2 separate regions of the Homo sapiens genome follow, and region 2 is linked to region 1. A link is an interaction called in ENCODE POLR2A ChIA-PET data of the cell type or tissue named here. Cell type or tissue: OCI-LY7. All regions are shown on one strand. Links, peaks and the distances in the headings refer to the core of each region. The heading gives the core; the rest is flanking DNA.

Region 1 (12,132 bases), core at 1,874-9,873:
AGTCTCCCAAGTAGCTGGGACTACAGGCGCATGCCACCACGCCCAGCTAATTTTTTGTATTTTTAGTAGAAACGGGGTTTCACCATGTTACCCAAGCTGGTCTCGAACTCCTGACCTCAGGTGATTCACCCACCTCGGCCTCCCAAAGTGCTGGGATTACAGGCATGAGCCACCATGCCAGGCCAGAGTGCCATTTTATAAATTAGCATAGGGTACCACAATCTTCCACCACCCCTACCTACCCACCCACCTACCTACCTACCTACCTACACACATACCTACACTCTCAGGGTGGATGGAGTCAACCCCCAACAAGTGGTTTAGAGAACAGAATGTTTACAGAATTCAGATCCTCTGCCATGCTGCTACTGTACAGTGCAACCATGGACTACAAGGCTAGTAAATAGTGGAATGAAGCCAAAACACAATTTCCTCTGAGGTATAGCTATGCAGGGAACACAGGCCAAACTTAGTTTGGGGTTTCCACATAAGTAAGAAGTTTGCAGGTTGCAAAGCAGAGTTAGCTAAAGTATTCCGTTTGGAACACCACAAAAAAATGCTTAGAGGTCAAATTTAAATGTGTATCATTGTGAACCACAAAAGAAAAATTAAGCCAGCTACCTAAGGAGGAGAGAGCTTTTTTTTTTTTTGAGACGGAGTCTCACTCTGTCCCCAGGCTGGAGTGCAGTGGCACGATCTCAACTCACTGCAAACTCCGCCTCCTGAGTTCACGCCATTCTGCTGCCTCAGCCTCCAGAGCAGCTGGGACTACAGGCGCCCGCCACCACACCTGGCTAGTTTTTTGTGTTTTTAGTAGAGACGAGGTTTCACATGTTAGCCAGGATGGTCTTGATCTCCTGACCTCGTGATCCGCCCGCCTTGGCCTCCCAAAGTACTGGGATTACAGGCGTGAGCCACCGCTCCCGGCCCCGGAAAGATCTTTTTTCCTACCATATCGAGTGCAGAGCGTTAAAGAGTTTTAAACATTAAAAACTAAACCCTTTCTCAGTACTTTTTAACTTACATTTCTCTTTATTTTGTTTTTGTTTTTGAGACAGAGTCTCTGTCGCCAGGCCGGAGTGCAGTGGCATGATCTCAGCTTGCTGCAACCTCCACCTCCCGAGTTCAAGTGGTTCTCCTGCCTCAGCCTCCCGAGTAGCTGGGACTACAGGCACGTGCCACTACATCCGGCTAATTTTTGTATTTTTAGTACAGACGGGGTTTCATCATGTTGGCCAGGCTGGTCTTGATCTCTTGACCTTATGATCTGCCCGCCTCAGCCTCCCAAAGTGCTGGGATTACAGACGTGAGCCACCGCGCCCAGGCCATTTATCTTTATTTATAATTACCAAACCCTTCTTCCATGCAACTAAAATTAAAAGCAGTTGCCCCAGCTGGGCACAGTGGCTCACACCTGTAATCCTAGCACTTCGGGGGGCCAAGGTGGGAGGATCACTTGATCCAAGGAGTTTGAGAACAGCCCAGGTAACATAGTGAGACCCTATCTTTCTTCCTTCCTTCCTTCCTCCCTTCCTCCCCCCTCCCCGCCCCTCTTTCTTTCTTTCTTTCTTTCACGGAGTTTCACTCTTGTTGCCCAGGCTGGAGTGCAATGGCACAATCTCGGCTCACTGCAGCCTCCACCTCCCGGGTTCAAGCAATTCTCCTGCCTCAGCCTCCTGAGTAGCTGGGATTACAGGCATGCGCCACCACGCCCAGCTAATTTTGTATATTTTAGTAGAGACAGGGTTTCTCCATGTTGGCCAGGCTGGTCTCGAACTCCTGGCTTCAGGTGATCCACCTGCCTCGGCCTCCCAAAGGGCTGAGATTACAGGCATGAGCCACCATGCCCGGCCTCCTCATCTTTTAAATAAATGAATAAAATAAATAAATAAAAGCAATTGCCCCAATATGTAGCATAGTCACATTATCTTGGAATCTTTGGTTTCCATGGCTAGTGATTTAAGTTTAGAAAGGCTTACTCCCCATCTTCTCAAACATAATCCCTAATTCCAGATAAATAAATTACAGCACATCTATAAAAGGTAATACTATGCTACCAATAAAATGAAAACCTTATTATTATAGTATGGCAGACTTTAAAAGGAAATATTATAAAACAATGTTATAAAATGAGCTTGCAAAGTGTATATTGAGCCACCTCAGGCTCCTGAGTAGCTGGGACTACAGGTGCATACCACCATGCCCGCCTAATTTTTTTAAAAATTTTTTGTAGAGACACGGTTTTGCCATGTTACCCAAGCTGGTCTGGAACTCATGGGCTCATGCGATCCTCCCACTTTGCCCTCCCAAAGTGCTGGAATTACAGGCGTGAGGCACTGCCATTGGCCAAAGATTATTATTTTTATGGGTTTGTTTACTACTGATAACTTACATGCATAGAAAAAAATTGAAGGACAAAACTAAAATTTAAAAATGGCTTTTTTGGGCCGGGCGCAGTGGCTCACACCTGTAATCCCAGCACTTTGGGAGGCCAAGGCAGGCAGATCATGAGGTCAGGAGATCAAGACCATCCTGGCTAACATGGTGCAACCCCGTCTCTACTAAAAATACAAAAAATTAGCCGGGTGTGGTGGTGGGCGCCTGTAGTCCCAGCTACTCGGGAGGCTGAGGCACGAGAATGGTGTGAACCCAGGAGGCGGAGCTTGCAGTGAGCAGAGATTGCACCACTGCACTCCAGCCTGGGGGACAGAGCGAGACTCCGTCTTAAACAAAACAAACAACAACAAAAAAATGGCTTTTTTGGATGATGGGATTACAGATAATTTTTACTTTATTATATTATATTATATTTTGTTTTTGCAACGAGCACACCATTCTTTTAGTTAAAAAGAAAATTCTTATAAGAAAATGCAGTTTTATGGATTTTTGTTTTTATTTTATTTATTTATTATTTTGAGACAGAGTCTTGCTCTGTTGCCCAGGCTGGAGTACAGTGGCGTGATCTCAGCTCACTGCAACCTCTGCCTGCCAGGTTCAAGAGATTGTCATGCCTCAGCCTCTCGAGTAGCTGGGATTACAGGTGCCTGCCACCACACTCAGCTAATTTGTGTATTTTTAGTAGAGATGGGGTTTCACCATGTTGGCCAGGCTGGTCTGGAACTCCTGACCTCAGGTGATCTGCCCACCTTCACCTCCTAAAGTGCTGGTATTACCGTGCCTGGCCAATTTTTGTTTTTAAAACAACAATATCCTGAAAGTGTTAAACAAACTTAGTAAGAGATAATAACTAGGAAAAAAATTTTGGTTTTTTTTTTTTTGAGACAAGGTGTTGCTCTGTTGCCCAGGCTGGGGTGCAGTGGCACAATCACAGCTCACTGCAGCCTCGACTTCCCGAGCTCAAGTGATCCTCCCACCTCAGCCGGGACTACAGGTGCATACCACCATACCCAGCTAATTTTTTTTTTTTTTTTGTAGAGACGGGGTTTTGCTATGTTAGCCAAGCTGGTCTGGAATTCTTGGGCTCAAGTGATCCTCCCACCTCACCCTCCCCAAGTGCTGGAATTACAGGCATGAGCCACTGTGCTTGGCCAAAGATTATTATTTTTATGGTTTTGTTTACTACCGAGGACTGCTTCAATTTAACAATGAATAGGCCGGGCACGGTGGCTCACACCTGTAATCCCAACATGATTACTTTGGGAGGCTGAGGCAGGCAGATCACCTGAGGTCAGGAGTTCAAAACCAGCCTTCCCAACATGGCAAAACCCCATCTCTACTAAAAATACAAAAATTAGCCAGGCATGGTGGCGTACACCTGTAATCCCAGCTACTCGGGAGGCTGAGGCAGGAAAATCACTTGAAAATCACAGAAGTCGCAGTTAGCCAAGATCGCGCCACTGCACTCCAGCCTGGGCGATAGAGCAAGACTCCATCTCGAAAATAAATAAGTAAATAATAATAATAACAACAATTTAACAAAGAACAACAACAAAAAATAAAACTGAAGAAACATTGGCTAGCAGACAGACCACTTAGATGCCAGTCTTGGCTAGGTTTAATTCATTTTTTGCCCAGAGCAAGGTGTTAAACATCTCTGAGCCTGTTTACTCAGCTTTCCAATATTTATTTGTCTTGCCTGTTCCAAAATGGATTTAGAGTGGCTTGTTATGCAAAAGGGATCAGCTACATGAAAGCACTTTGAAAAGCCTGAAGCATCATAAGAATGTAAATACTGAAATTTTTGTGCCGCCTCATCATTCAACTAAAGCATTTACTGACTGCCCTTTATAAGTAACAGTAGTACAGTGTGTCTTACATTTACAAAAGTATTTTCAGGCTGGGCGCAGTGGCTCATGCCTGTAATCCCAGCACTTTGGGAGGCCAAGGTGGGTGGATCACTTGAGGTCAGGAGTTCGAGACCAGCCTGGCCAACATGGTGAAACCTTGTCTCTACTAAAAACACAAAAATTAGCCGGGCATGGTGGCACGCACCAGTAATCCCAGCTACTCAGGAGGCTGAGGCAGGAGAATTGCTTGAACCCATGAGACAGAGGTTGCAGTGAGCCAAGATCGCGCCACTGCATTCCATCCTAGGTGACAAAGTGAGATGCTGTCTCAAAAAAAAAAAAATTAATTAGTTGGACATCATGGCATGTGCCTGTAGTCCCAGCTACTCAGAAGGCTAAGGCAGGATTTTTTGACACCAGAAAGGTAAGGCTGCAGTGAGCAATGATTGCACCACTGCACTCCAGTCTGAGTGGCAGAATAGGACTCTGTCTCAAAAAATATATTAAAAAAAGAAAGAGTGAGAGAGAGAGAGAAACAAAAGGAGGAGGGGAGGGGAGGAGAGGCTCAGAGAGATTAAATGATCGGTCACACTTTCATACAGTAGAGGCCAGACTCAAATGTAGTCCTTCCATCTCTGGATTTGTCTTCTAGCCCATATAGTAATCATTCAAACAGGCTACCTGATTATTTCCCCTATGCCACACTGTCCTGGGTGCACCAGAATCTGTAATAGACATAACAAAAGAGACTGCCCCTATCCTTCAGATAATTACAATCTCATTGAGGAAAACGAGATTTTTTAAAAATCCAAAAATATAAAATAAGCCAGTGATATCATTCAGCAGATAAGTCCTAGTTCAGAAAGAGAAGAAAACGGAGAGGTCGCTGAAGTTCTAGTTCAGAAGGAGCAGAAGAAGGAGAGGTTGCTGGGAGCTAGAGCAGTGAAAGATGGCTTTTGGAATACATAGTATCTGGTGGAATCTGGGGTACTAGAGGGGAACTGTCTTGTTTGGGCTTAGGATGCAGTGAGTTTCTTTCTTTCTTTTTTTTTTTTTTTTTTTTTGGAGACAAAAAAAAAAGGGTCTCGCTATGTTGCCCAGGCTGGAGTGCAGTGACACAATCTCGGCTGACTGCAACCTCCACCTCCTGGATTCAAGTGATTCTCCTGCCTCAGCCTCCTGAGTAGCTAGGACTACAGGGGTATGCCACTGCACCCAGCTAATTTTTGTATTTTTAGTAGAGATGGGGTTTCATCATGTTGGCCAGGCTGGTCTCGAACTCCTGACCTCGTGATCCTCCCACCTCAGCCTCCCAAAGTGCTAGGATTACAGACTTGAGCCACCTCATCCGGCACAGTGAGTTTCTTAAATGATTCGGTCAGTATCAGCAGCTGAAGCCCATGTGACCTTTAGAGCAGATGGGGAAAGCTCTCTCTGAAGAAATGCAGTTAGCATCTTTCACAAAGAACCCTTCCTGCCTCTCCACGTGCCAGAGATCTCAGCCGAGAAAGGAGAGTGAAGAGGGGCACAGCCGTGTAAGAAATACAATGACGTGAGTCAAAGAGGCGGCTCCACTGGCCTGTTTTGTTATCCTTTGAGTCACACGAATCTATAAATAAGACTGAAAGACAGAGAGAAATTAGTCTGTCTGCTGTTTCTGTAATGTTTTCACAAAAAGCATTTTCACAATTCTTTTAAAGCACAGTCCCTAATCACGATGTATGCTGGCCTGAGACAAGAGTTTAGGAATTCATCTTTAACTTATGACAAAAGCCAGAAAGGATGTAAAAATTAAAATTCCAACAGCCAACTCCATACACTCTTTGACCTCTTACCAAGAGCATTAGGAATTCTGCTATATGTAGAAGAGTAAAGACCAAAGCCCGGAGGACATTAGCTTCTGCCAACCTTCTTCTTTGTTTCAGAATTTTTTTTTTTTAAAGAGGCAGCCCTAGGCCGGGCGCGGTGGCTCGTGTCTGTAATCCAGCACTTTGGGAAGCCAAGGCAGGTGGATCACCTGAGGTCAGGAGTTCAAGACCAGCCTGGCCCACATGGCGAAACCCTGTCTCTTCTAAAAATACAAAAATTAGCCAGGCGTGGTTGCAGGCACCGGTAATCCCAGCTACTTGGGAGGCTGAGCCAGGATAATCACCTGAAACCGGGAGGTGGAGGTTGCAGTGAGCCGAGACTGTACCACTGCACTCCAGCCTGGGCAATAGAGTGAGACTCCATCTCAAAAAAAAAAAAAAAAAAAAAAAGAGGCAGCCCAAAGTGCCACCTGAGATGCTTTATGTTACAATATTTTCTTTTTCTTAGAGTAGTTTTTCTTGACTTGTAAATTATTCTGTATTATTTTGGCACTTTTGGAGGGAAAAACTTTACCAGGTATGAGACTGCAATCAACTTAAATTCCAAATTGAGGAAATGGTGCCATTCTCCTGTTAGGAATGACAAAATTAAGGTCACTAGAAGAGAATGCACCATCTAGAAACAAAGCAGGATTTCTGACCCATTGTTTTCTACTCAAGTAATTTTATTTCCTTAATATGGACACCATTAAGCCAGGAGCAGTGGCTCATACATGTAGTACCAGCTACTCAGGAGGATGAGGCAGGAAAAACCCTTGAGCCCAGGAGTTTGAGACCAGCTAGGACAGCATAGTGAAACCTCATCTCGAAAATATGTATAAATGTGGGCACCGTCATTTGTCTAGAAAAATCTATAGTAAATTGTTTTGTTTTCCTTTCATTGCAAAGTCTCATACTTGTTCTTCCAAAATCAGTTCTATGAGTTGCTTTAAAATTAGCCTGGGACGTCCAAGAAGTGTTAAGACATCTGCAGTAACTGGGGCAGCCAGTCCCTGGAGGCCAACTCAGGGAACAACAAACTCCTTCGCCAAGCCGTCCACACATGCCAGCTGATGGTCTAGGACCCAAGTATGTGCCAAGAGTGAGGTGTCTTACTTCTAAGGAGAGGCAAGCAGTTTGCTATGCAAGCGGGTCGCTGGCCCTGGACCTAAAGATCTTCTCTCTAACTCCATATTCTTTAAATAAACTTGTCTTTTATGAGGAGTGGAAAATCTTAGAATGAAGCATTCAAAATGAAACTGATTTTTTTTTTTTTTTTTTTTTTTTTTTGAGATGGAGTCTCGCTCTGGCACACAGGCTGGAGTGCAGTGTTGCAATCTCGGCTCACTGCAACCTCTGCCTCCCGGGTTCAAGCTATTCTCCTGTCTCAGCCTCCTGAGTAGCTGGGATTACAGGCGCGTGCCACCACGCCTGGCTAATTTTTTTGTATTTTTAGTAGAGACAGGGTTTCACCATGTTGGTCAGGCTGGTCTCCAACTCCTGTCCTCCTGATCCGCCCGCCATGGCCTCCCAAAATGCTGGGATTACAGGCGTGAGCCACCGCGCCCGGCCCCAAACCGGGTTTTTAAAGAGTCATTGGTTTATAGGTATCACCTTCTCATATGCAAAAGGAGGAATGTAAACTCCCCCGGATATGTAAAAGAGAATTCTGAACCAAAAATTTTGCATAACCAATAATTACATCTAAAAATTAATTTGGCTTTTGGGTATGAGCCTAAAACGAAACTTAAAAATAAAGTATATTGAAAAGAAAAATGGGGCCGGGCGCGGTGGCTCATACCCCTAATCCCAGCACTTTGGGAGGCCAAGGCGGGTGGATCACAAGGTCAGGAGATCAACACCATCCTGGCTAACACGGTGAAACCCCGTCTCCACTAAAAATGCAAAAAAAAAATTAGCCGGGCGTGGTGGCGGGTGCCTGTAGTCCCAGCTACTCGGGAGGCTGAGGCAGGAGAATGGTGTGAACCCGGGAGGCGGAACTTGCAGTGAGCGGAGATCGCGCACCATTGCACTCCAGCCTGGGGTACAGAGGGAGACTCCGTCTCAAAAAAAAAAAGAAAAAGAAAAAGGAAAAATGGGCCAGGTGTGGTGGCTCATGCCAATAATCCTAACACTTCGGGAGGCTGAGGTGGGAGGATTGCTTGAGTCCAGGAGTTCAAGACCAGCCTGGGCAACATGGCGAAACCCTGTCTCTACAAAAAATACTAAAGAAGCCAGGCGTGGTGGCTTATGCCTGTAATCCCAGCACTTTGGGAGGCTGAGGTGGGCAGATCACCTGAGGTCAGGAGTTCGAGACCAGCCTGGCCAACATGGTGAAACCCTGTCTCTACTAAAAATACAAAAATTAGCCAGGCGTGGTGGTGCATGCCTGTAATCCCAGTTACTCGGGAGGCTGAGGCAGGAGAATCGGTTGAACTCGGGAGGCAGAGGCTGCAGTGAGCAGAGATCGTGCCATTACACTCCAGCCTGGGCAACAAGAGTGAAACTCCGTCTCAAAAAAAAAAAAAAAAAAGTCCAGATGCAGTGGCTCACGCCTGTAATCCATCACTTTGGGAGGCTGAGGAGGGCAGATCACGAGGTCAGAAGATTGAGACCATCCTGGCTAACACGGTGAAACCCCGTCTCTACTAAAAATACAAAAAATTAGCCAGGCGTGTTGGCATGCACCTGTAGTCCCAGCTACTTGGGAGGCTGAGGCAGGAGAATCTCCTGAATCTGGGAGTCAGAAGTTGCAGTGAGCCGAGATAGTGCCACTGCACTCCAGCCTGGGCGACAGAGCGAGATTCCATCTCGAAAGGAAGAAAGAAAGACAGAGAGAGAGAGAGAGAGAGAGAGAGAGAGAGAGAGAGAGGAAGGAAGGAAAGAAGGAAGGAAGGGAGGGAGGGAGGAAATTAACCAGGTGTGTTGATGCCTGCCTGTAGTCCCAGCTACTCAGGAGGCTGAGATGGGAGGATCACCTGAGCTGGGGGAGGTAAAGACTGCAGTGAGCAGTGATCAAGCCACTGTACTCCAGCCTGGGCGACAGAGTAAGACCCTGTCTCAAAAAATAAAAAATAAAAACAAACAAAAGCTAGTTACGCAAGAAACCAAAAAATAATAATATTTTGGCCTTCTTTTCTAGCCTCTCCAGTCTCACAGAATCACTAACATTTAGTCCACTAGAAGATAAGAAATAATGGAAACTAATATTTGTTGCGCACATACTAAGTGCTAAAGAAATTTATATATATTATTTATTTTTTCTTTTCTTTTTTTCTTGAAAGGGAGTTTCACTTCATTGCCCAGACGGGAATGCAATGTCATAATCATGGCTCACTGCAGCTTCAACCTCCTGGGATCAAGCCATCCTCCCACGTTAGCCTCCGAAGTAGCTAGGAATACAGGCGTGCACCACCATGCCCAGCTATTTTTGTTTTTTAATTCTTTTATAGAGATGGGGTCTCACCATGTTGCCCAGGCTGGTCATGAACTCCTGGACTCAAGCAATTATCTCTCCTTGACCTCCCAAAGTGCTGGGATTATAGGCGTGAGAAACAGTACTTGGACAAAATAAATAGTCTTATAACAACTCAAATATCTTCAATGAGGCCAGGTGTGGTGGCTCACACCTGTAATCCCAGCAATTTGAGAAGCCAATGTGGGAGGGTCACTTGAAGCCAAGAGTTCAGACCAGCCTGGCCAACATGGCGAAACCACGTTTCTACTAAAAATACAAAAAATACCCGGGGGTTGTGGCACACAACTGTAATCCCAGCTACTTGGGAGGCTGAGGTAGGAGAATCGCTTGAACCTGGGAGGTGGATGTTGCAGTGAGCTGAGATCACGCCACTGCACTCCAGCCTGGGCAACAGAGCAAGACTCCATCTCAAAAAAAAAAAAAAAAAAAAAAAAAAAAAAATATATATATATATATATATATATATATATATATATATATATATCTTCAGTGAATACTAAACAACTCCAACTTCTACCAGCATTCTCTATAATTACCAGGAACCAATGAAGGAAGGAAATCATTCTTCCAGTCATCATTCTGAAAGAAAAAAGATCACTGGTGGGAAGTAGAGGAGGGCAGATATCTGAAGTCAGGAGTTCCAGACCAGCCTGGCCAACATGGTGAAACCCCGTCTCCACTAAAAATACAAAAATTAACTGGGCATGGTGTCGCGCACCTGTAATCCCAGCTACTCGGGAGGCAGAGGTTGCAGTAAGCCAAGACTGTGCCACTGCACTCCAGCCTGGGCAACAGAGCAAGACCCTGCCTCAAAAAAAAAAAAAGAAAAGAAAAGAAAAAAGATCACTGGGAAGTAATTGGTTTGTGTTACAAATGCATATTTCGCACATAGTAGGCCTTCAATAAATATCTCTTAAAATGAATAGAAATTTAGTTACCCATTATCACAGTCGAGCTTCCTTCCTGTTTGGGGTGAAGTTTTTTTGTTTTTTGTTTTTTTTTTGAGATGGAGTCTGCCTCTGTCCCCAGGCTGGAGTGCAGTGCTGCCACCTTGGCTCACTGCAAGCTCCGCCTCCCAGGTTCATGCCATTCTCCTGCCTCAGCCTCCCGAGTAGCTGGGACTACAGGCACCCGCCACCATGCCCGGCTAATTTTGTTTTTGTATTTTTAGTAGAGACGGGGTTTCACTGTGTTAGCCAGGATGGTCTCAATCTCCTGTCCTCGAGATCCGCCCGCCTCAGCCTCCCAAAGTGCTGGGATTACAGGCGTGAGCCACCGCGCCTGGCCTGTTTGGGGTGAAGTTTTTTTTTTAGTGCTTTCTAACAATTAGCCTTAGAGTGACCATAGGTCTTGCTGCTTCTGTCATGTATGGCCTCATATAAGAACCCAGGAAATGTTTTGTCTTTGAACCTGGAGATGCTATTTGTGAAAGATGTTTGTTTAATAAAATCAGAGGAGGCGGCCGGGCGCAGTGGCTCACACCTGTAATCCTAGCACTTTGGGAGGCTGAGGCAGGCGGATCACCTGAGGTCGGGAGTTCAAGACCAGTCTGACCAACATGGAGAAACCCCGTCTCTACTAAAAATACAAAATTAGCCGGGCATGGTGGCACATGCCTGTAATCCCAGCTACTCGAGACGCTGAGGCAGGAGAATCGCTTGAACCCAGGAGGCAGAGGTTGCAGTGAGCCGAGATTGCGCCATTGCACTCCAGCCTGGGCAACAAGAGCAAAACTCCATCTCAAAAAAAAAAAAAAAAAAAAATCAGAAGGCACCTTCTCCAATAAATAAACAGAGAGGGGAAAAGGAGTAATGGGAAAAAAAGGAAGTGTTGAAGATTAAAAGACTTCAGATACATATCAACCAAATACAATATGTGGATCTTTTTGGATCTTGATTTCACAAAATAACTGCAAAATTCATTTTTGACAGTTGGATAAATTTAATATATAGATGAATATTATATGATATTAAGGACTTCTTTTATTTATATTTTATTTTATTTATTTATTTATTTTGAGATGGAGTCTCACTCTTGTCACCCAGGCTGGGATGCAATGGTGTGATCTCGGCTCACTGCTACCTCCGCCTTCCGGGTTCAAGCAATTCTCCTGCCTCAGCCTCCTGAGTAGCTGGGATTACAGGCGCGCACCACCACGCCCAGCTAATTTCTGTATTTTTAGTAGAAACAGGGTTCCACCATGTTGGACAGGTTGGTCTTGAACTCCTGACTTCATGATCCACCCGCCTCAGCCTCCCAAAGTGCTGGGATTACAGGTGTGAGCCACCGTGCCTGGCCAGGACTTATTTTCATTATAATGAGAATAATGACATTGTTTTATGTTAAACAAAGGATATGTGTTAGAGATATGTAATGAAGTATTTACAGTTGCAATTATATAATTTCTCACATTTGCTTAAATTCTTCCTCTGCTTTCTCCCCCAGAAAAGTTAAGAAGAGTCCGGGCGCGGTGGCTCACGCATGTAATCCCAGCACTTTGGGAGGCTAAGGCGGGTGGATCACGAGGTCAGGAGATCGAGATCATCCTGGTTAACACAGT
Region 2 (8,000 bases), core at 1-8,000, 100 kb after region 1:
CCCACCTCGGCCTCCCAAAGTACTGGGATTACAGGTGTGAGCCACCGCGCCCGGCCTAAAATATTCTTTTATGTTTATCCTATGTTAATAGTTTTATTTTAGCTCTTGAGAATTAAAAATTTAACTGTGGTGAAGAACACATGGCAACATGACAATTTACCAACTTGCCTGTTTCTAAGTGTAGAGTTCAGTAGTGTGTACTCACATCGTTGTGCAACAGATCTCCATAAACTTTCATCTTTCAAAACTGAAACTCTGTACTCATTAAACAATTCCCTGTTTCCCCCTACTCCCGGACCCTGGTAACCACCATTCTACTTTCTGTTTCTCTGAATTTTAGATACCTCACAAAAGCAGAATCTTACAGTATTTGTTTTTCGTGACTGGCTTATTTCACTTACCATGATGTCCTCAAATTTCATCCATGTTGTAGCATGTGATGGGTAGGATTTCCTTTCCTTTCTAAGGCTGATTAGTACTCTGTTGTATGTGTAGACCACATTTTGTTTATCCATGAATCCCTCAGTGGCCATTTGGGTTGCCTCCACCTCTTGGCCATTGTGAATAATGCTGCTGGGAACATAGGTATGCAAATAGCTCTTTAAAGTTCTGCTTTCCGTTCTTTTGGATATATACCAGAAGTGGGATTTCTAGATTATGTGGTAGTTCCATTTTTAATTTTAATTTTTGAGGAACCGCCATACTGTCTTTCCATAATGGTTGTACCGTTTTGCAATCCCACCAACAGTGCACAAGGGTTCCATTTTCTCCACAGCCTCATCAGTACTTGAAATTTTCTTTTTTTTTTTGATAGTAGCCATCCTAATGGGTGTGAGGTGGTATCTCATTGTGATTTCATTTTGCCTTTCTCTAGATATTAATGATATTGGCACTTTTGATATGCTTATTGACCACTTGTATATCATTTTTGGAGAAATATCTTCAAGTATTTTGCCCAGTTTTTAATCAGGTTGTTGTTATTGAGTTACAGGAGTCATTTACATGCAATTAGCTCTTGGTTTTTGTTTGTTTGTTTTTGAGACAGAGTCTTGCTCTCTCACCTAGCCTGGAATACTGTGGTGTGATCTTGGCTCACCACAGCCTCTGCTTCTGGGACTCCAGCAATCCTCCCGGCTCAGCCTCCCGAGTAGCTGGGACCACAGGTGCATGCCACCACGCCCGGCTAATTTTTGTATTTTTTGTAAAGATGGGGTTTCTCCATGTTGCCTAGGCTCGTCTTGAACTCATGGGCTCAAGCAGTCCTCCCACCTTGGCCTCCCAAAGGACTGGGATTACAGACATAAGCCACCACACTCACACCCTACTATTTAGCTTTTTATTTTTGGATACGGAGTTTCACTCTTGTTGCCCAGGCTGGAGTGCAATGGTGTGATCTCAGCTCACTGCAAACTCCGCCTCCTGGGTTAAAGCAATTCTCCTGCCTCAGCCTCCGGAGTAGCTGGGATTACAGGCATGCGCCACCACGCCTGGCTAATTTTGTATTTTTAGTAGAGATGGGGTTTCTCCGTGTTGGTCAGGCTGATCTCGAACTCCCGACCTCAGGTGATCCACCCACCTAGGCCTCCCAAAGTGCTGGGATTACAGGCGTGAGCCACTGCGCCCGGCTGGTTTTTGTTGTTTGTTGTTTTTCCAGTAGAATACAGGTTCATTTGAGGACAGGGGTTGTACCTTTTTTTTTTTTTTTTGAGACAGAGTCTTGTTCCTCCAGGCGGGAGTGCACGATCTTGGCTCACTGCAACCTCCACCTCCCGGGTTCAAGCGATTCTCCTGTCTCAGTCTCCCGAGTAGCTGGGACTACAGGTGTGCGTCACCACGCCCAGCTAATTTTTTTTGTATTTTTAGTAGAGATGGGGTTTCACCATGTTGGCCAGGATGGTCTCCATCTCCTGACCTCATGATCTGCCCACCTCGGCCTCCCAAAGTGCTAGGATTACAGATGTGAGCCGCCGCACCCAGCAAGGAGTGTACCTTAATTTATGCTTTTTATCTCCATCAAGCCAATGTCTCACATACAGGTAATCAGTAAATACTTATTGCATGGATTGAACATAATTTAATTACTGGATTCCAGATACTTGATGACATAAATGCCCCATTTTAACCTGGGACTTAGGTTAATTCTTAAATGTAGGGTAAAGAAAGGCTTTTGGGGGCAATTTTACAAAAGGAAAACACATCTGATGTTTTTTATTAGTGGTTAATTCACTAGTAGACAAGTACTATTCCTACTGCTCTTTCTTTCTTTGGTGCTCTTTTGATTTGTCTGTTCTTCAGTTACTTTGTTTGACCTATCTTTTGTTTGGATATTACATGTTTTTAAGTTTGAGTCCAGAATTTAAATTTAGAGAAATAGAAATTGTGCTGTTTTGAAATAGAATGCACAGTGGTCAGTGCACAATGGTATACCCTAAAGTCTTGCGGGTAGAGGACGGGTGGTTTTGTTTACTGTAACTCTGCTATTCAGTGAAATTCCTGGTAAAGAGCCTTCTGTTGTAGAATTTTGTAGAGCAGTGTTTTCCTTGGACTTTTCACCCCTTTGTGTAACCCTGTATGTGAGTAGATGTCAATGATATTTCTGTACTCTTGGGTACTAGCTTTTCCCCAAAAACTGAGACTTGTTGGCAGGATTTGGGGAGTTAAGATGAAAATATTTTCAATTATGGGTCTAAATTTAATCATCTTCCCCCATTGCCATCCCTGTTGAGATTTTTTTGGGAGAAGCAGGGAGCCCTTCTGCTTCTTTATCTTTTTATCACACCACCCCCATGCCAATATCTAGGTATTAATTTCATCTGTCACCAAATTCTTTCAGCTGTGCCTTTAAAGTAGATTTCAAATCCAGTTGCTGACACTGCTAACCACCCTAGTCTGAGCTATTACCATCTCTTGTCTGGATGATAATAATAGCCTTCCCATTGGTCTTCCTGCTTCCAGTATTATCCTTCCCCAATCAGTTTTTTTTACAACAGCCAAAACAATCTGTAAAAAATGTGAATTAGATCATGTCATTTTCCTGTATTAGAAAAACACTCTGTTTTTGTTTCACATAATTCACCCCTAAGAGGTGTTAGTTCCTGAACTAATGTTGACTTGAAAATAGTCATTGTGCTTCTTCTGTTTCTAGGAGGAACAGCACAGCATGCTGGGCTCTGGATTTAAAGCTGAGCGCTTAAGAGTGAATTTGAGATTAGTCATAAATCGCCTTAAACTATTGGAGAAAAAGAAAAGTGAGTAGTGTACTTTTTTTCCCCAAAAATAAATCACTGGATACTAGCACCCCAGTAATGGGTCTTTCAGGCCAGTACTATGAAGTCTTAGGGATCATATTTTTTTTTGTTGTTTTTGTTGAGACAGGGTCTCACTCTGTCGCCCAGGATGGAGTGCAGTGGTGTGATCTCGGCTCACTGCAACCTCCATCTCGTGGGTTCAAGTGATTCTTGTGCCTCAGCCTCCCAAGTAGCTGGGATTACAGGTGTGTGCCACCACACCTGGCTAATTTTCATGTTTTTAGTAGAGACGGGATTTCACCACGTTGGCCAGGCTGGTCTTGCACTCATGACCTCAAAGTCATCTGCCTGCCTCAGCCTCCCAAAGTGCTGGGATTACAGGCGTGAGCTACCATGCCCGCCCTGGGATCATATCTTTTAAGCTTTGGATCCATTTCTGCCCTTTGTGACTTTTAGACTGAGTACCTTTTTTGCAGAGAAAGGGACATACTCTGTTGTTGTGGCATTAGGTCACCTGACTCTTGAGTTGGAAATGTCAAGCCACATGAGCTATATTTTCTCACCTAGACAGAGTAGCAAATTCTACAGTAGAGGGGATGGGATTAGATTTGCTAAAGGAGAGGAGCTAGGATATAGTAGAAACACCCAGTTCTTCCTGTTGGGGGGAGATTGGCCTGTAGGCCAGATGCAAGTGCTCTACTGCTGTGAGATCGGAGTGGGATTTGTGTCTTAGCGGAACTGGCCCAGAAAGCAAGGAAGGAGATTGCTGACTATCTGGCTGCTGGGAAAGATGAACGAGCTCGGATCCGTGTGGAGCACATTATCCGGGAAGACTACCTCGTGGAGGCCATGGAGATCCTGGAGCTGTACTGTGACCTGCTGCTGGCTCGGTTTGGCCTTATCCAGTCTATGAAGTAAGATATTTTGATTCAGAGACCTAAATCATTTCTGGAATTTGAGAAAGGAGTAATATGATCTCTTTCTGCATTAAGGGACTATTTCACATGCCCAAGGATCTGCTGCCTAACAGTTGCTGAAAGGCCTGTTAAAAAGAAAATACAGAATCTGAAACTGAGAAGCCTAAATTTGAATCTTGGCTCGACCATTTTCCGAGTTCATGGCCTTGAGCTTGTTGCCTAGTTTTGAGTTCCTCCAAAAGTAAAATAAGATCACGAAAATGGCTAGAAGCCTAGAGTTATTGTGAGAATCTAGTGAGATTCACAGAATGGCTTTGGAGGCTATAAAGTATATGAAACAAAAGCTAGGATTTTGTTGGTTTGTTTTAAAGAATGTTATATTAATTTTTTTCCTTGATTAGGGAACTAGATTCTGGTCTGGCTGAATCTGTGTCTACATTGATCTGGGCTGCTCCTCGACTCCAGTCAGAAGTGGCTGAGTTGAAAATAGTGAGTACAAGTAGTTTCAGTGATGTCTGTAGCTTTTCATATTGTTAGAAAGGTTGGTTAATATAAGTTACTTCTGCTGATTTGACCAGATATTTTGTACCATTCTTATGTTGCTTTTGAAATAGGTTTTGTAAATTTGTTTCTCCCTTTCAGCCTTATATCGTAGAATAGAACAGTGTTTTGCAAACTTGAGCAGTTTTTTTAAGGAGCAAAGTTTTGTGTATCTCCAGTTTTGTCTTAATGTTATTTAACTCTATGCAAATAGAAAAGTTCTTATACAACTGTAAACCAGTAAAGTTAAAATAACATTAAGGTGACAGATGTTTTTGCTTTATTTATTAATTCCACAAATATTTATTAAATAAATTGTATGAGCTATGTAAGTGCTGGGGGTAACAGTGGTGAACAAAATATGGCACCAGCCATACTCCTGTAGCTTAGAGTCTAGCAGAAGAGACAGACATTAACCAGAAAATTGCACATCACAACATGGATATGGTACTGACTCCTAGGATACAAATTCAGTTGTGTTGTTTTCTATTTTCTACATCTTTGCCTTTCTGTTTTATTTCCTAGGAGACTGTGTCATTCTTATCTCTCAACCCATCTACTGAGATTTCCTTCTTTTCTAGGTTTTTTTCAAGAGCTCTTTTTAATTCTCTGAATATTTTTTATGGTTTGTTTCATGGCTACAATTTTTTCTAAGTCTCTGAGGATATTAATTATGGTTTATTTTTAAACGTCTGTCATGTTTGTTTCTCTCAAGTTCATTTTTCCTATTTCTTAGTTTTATAGTAGAGGCTTTCCAAAGATTTAGTGGTCCTTGGCTGTCGGTTTACATTTAAGAGTGAGGCACTAAAAAGGAGATTGGAACCTCTCGTGTGCATGGGTGGGTTTTTACTGCCAGATGCCTTCATTGCTGAGTGATCTGGTTAAGCTCTTATTTGGAGGAATTCCAGACTGTGAGGAACTAGTCATCTTTCCTTGGGTTGGTCGTTTTCTCCAGAATCCTCCTATCTTCTGTCGAGTGTATAAGCTGGCTGCCAGCATTTCTGAGAGCCCAGTGGAGAAGGAAGCCAAAAATCTATTTGATACATAGAAGACTTACACTTAATTCTTCTGTTGTAAGTATCACTGTTGTCTCCTGTGTGTAGACTCGAGTCGCTTTAGTTAACTCCCCCCAGAGAATAAACTTCCAATAGTCCAATAGGGTACCAGGGATAGTAATTGAGTTTTGTGGGCAGAGAAGAGGGACAGTAGAGGCAACTGATTCTTATGTAGGCTTTTTTTTTTTTTTTTTGAGATGGAGTCTTGCAGTGTTGCCTGGGCTGGAGTGCAGTGGTACAATTTTGGCTCACTGCAACCTCTGCCTCCTGGGTTGAAGCGATTCTTTTGCCTCATCGTCCTTAGTAGCTGGGATTACAGGTGCCCGCCACCATGCCCAGCTAATTTTTTGTATTTTTGGTAGAGACGGGATTTCATCATGTTGACCAGGCTGGTCTCGAACTCCTGACCTCGTGATCCGCCTGCCTCGGCCTCCCAAAGTGTTGGGATTACAGGCGTGAGCCACCATGTTGAGCCGTTTTTGGTCTCTTCTGTACTCCTTTAAAATTAATTTTGGAAAAGGCTTAAATATGTTACAAAACTCAAAAGCCATAAACAGAGTGATAAATTAATGTGAATAAAAAAATCTCTGTGTAGTATAAACCAGCCAAAACAAAAACCATAAAAGACAAATGCCATTTATATCATAGGTGTCAGGTACCCCTGAAAGTCTTCATAATGAACAGTGAGAACTCTCCTACTGGGCTTCTGGAATGTTGGGACCACTCTGGTCCAATGCTACTGTCGTTTCCTGTCTGGAAATGAGAGTAGCTTCTTGAATATTCTTCCTATTCCTACTTTGGCTTCTTTTAATCTATTCACACCATTCCATCAGAACCACCTGAGGGTTTTGTCCAAAACACAGCTCCGATCCTGTCACGACCTCTTGCTTTAAAGCCCATTAGTAGCTTTCTGTTGCTCTTGTGATAGAAACAAAACTCCCTGATACAGCCTACATGGTCCTGCATTGTCTGGCTCCCACTTCCCTTTTTCATTTCTTACCACACTCCTTGGCCTCTGCACTAGAGGCTCACTGGCTGATTGCAGGCTTGAGAACTGACCATGTTTGTTTCTGCCAGAGGCCTTTGCACTGCTGTTTTCTTTTCCTGGAATGTGCTTCCTTCCCTATTTAGTTAACTCCTAGTCATCCTTTAATTTATTATTTGAGACGGTCTTGATCTGTCACCCAGGCTGGAGTGCAGTGGCACGATCTTGCCTCACTGCAGCCTCGGCTTCCTGGGCTCAACTGATCATCCTCCCACCTCAGCCCCCTGAGTAGCTGAGACAAGAGGTGCGTGCCACCATGCCCAGCTAATTTTTGTATCTTTTAAAAATAGAGACTAGGGTTTTGCTGCGTTGCCCAGGCTGGTCTTGAACACCTGAACTCAAGTGATCAGCCTGCCTCAGCCTCACAAAGTGTTGGGATTACAGGCATGAGCCACGATGCCTGGCCTTAGTCATCCTTTAAATCTCAGCAAAGCATCACTTCCCTCAGGAAGCCTTACCTGACTTTTCTGATCAGATTTGATTCTGCTGTTAGAAGCTGGTGATAGCATGGTGCACCTTCCCTTGGTATCACTTACTGTAGTTGCAGTTGTACCTTTATCTGTGTGATTATTTTGTTAGAAATGCTTGTTCCCCAGTGCCACAGAGAAATAGCACTCAAATATAAATTTATTTCAGCAAGGCAATTTTTACCTTCTGCAGAAAGGGTGCTCCTTGCAGATGGAACAATGGCGAGCGCACACTGAACAAAGGGGGTAAAAATATTTATATCCTACACATCTGGACCCTACTGCTGTGTCCTGATTCCATTGGCTGGAACTGGACCTCACAGTCTGGGCTACACCCGTTTGGCTAAAGGTTTTAAAAGTTTTTAAAATAGATATATGCAAGGGAGAACAAAGGAAAAGAGGAACTTGCTTATGAGAAGACTTAGAAAAGTACTAACATTCCCAAATAAGGAAGGGGCATAGGCTGCGAGCTGGGACTTGCCTGTGAGCACATCTAGCACAGATATCTTGGTTAAAGTACAAGGACATAGAATGTATTTCTTATATTTAACAGCTACATAGGATACGGCTTAACAAAGAGTTATTAGCACAAAGCAAGGAGGCTTGAAGGAAGTTAGTCTTTTAAAAGAAGCTTATTTCTAACACTTATGATTTATTCTTTAACAAGGGAAATTTTGAAGAGGAAACTTTACTTTGTACAATTTGATTAATGTAAGACTCTATAAGAG

What was found. Peaks named below come from ENCODE experiments on the same cell type or tissue, not always from the same donor. Only the 100,000 strongest peaks of a DNase experiment are listed, where the experiment ranks them.
Region 2: POLR2A ChIA-PET joins it to region 1 with 16 read pairs; 14 of 35 experiments call an interaction of 5 or more read pairs at or near these places.

The regions. Positions count from the first base shown.
Region 1 is chr16:71,811,033-71,823,164 of GRCh38, forward strand. It overlaps LOC124903714 (a long non-coding RNA gene), which reads left to right. Exons shown (of 2, transcript XR_007065110.1): 2 at 7,030-7,326. Among named protein-coding and RNA genes, the nearest start is that of AP1G1, 8.3 kb to the left of the region's middle. RefSeq lists an enhancer at 7,266-7,315. In OCI-LY7, for the core only: a CTCF peak has its summit at 7,072; DNase peaks (open chromatin) are centred at 5,719 and 7,139; H3K4me3 peaks cover 743 bases.
Region 2 is chr16:71,912,481-71,920,480 of GRCh38, forward strand. It overlaps IST1 (IST1 factor associated with ESCRT-III), which reads left to right. Exons shown (of 10, transcript NM_001270975.2): 2 at 3,146-3,248; 3 at 3,982-4,162; 4 at 4,567-4,654. The coding sequence starts at 3,161. Among named protein-coding and RNA genes, the nearest start is that of IST1, 21 kb to the left of the region's middle. RefSeq lists an enhancer at 6,853-7,032. In OCI-LY7, for the core only: no CTCF peak of the experiment used is centred there; no DNase peak of the experiment used is centred there.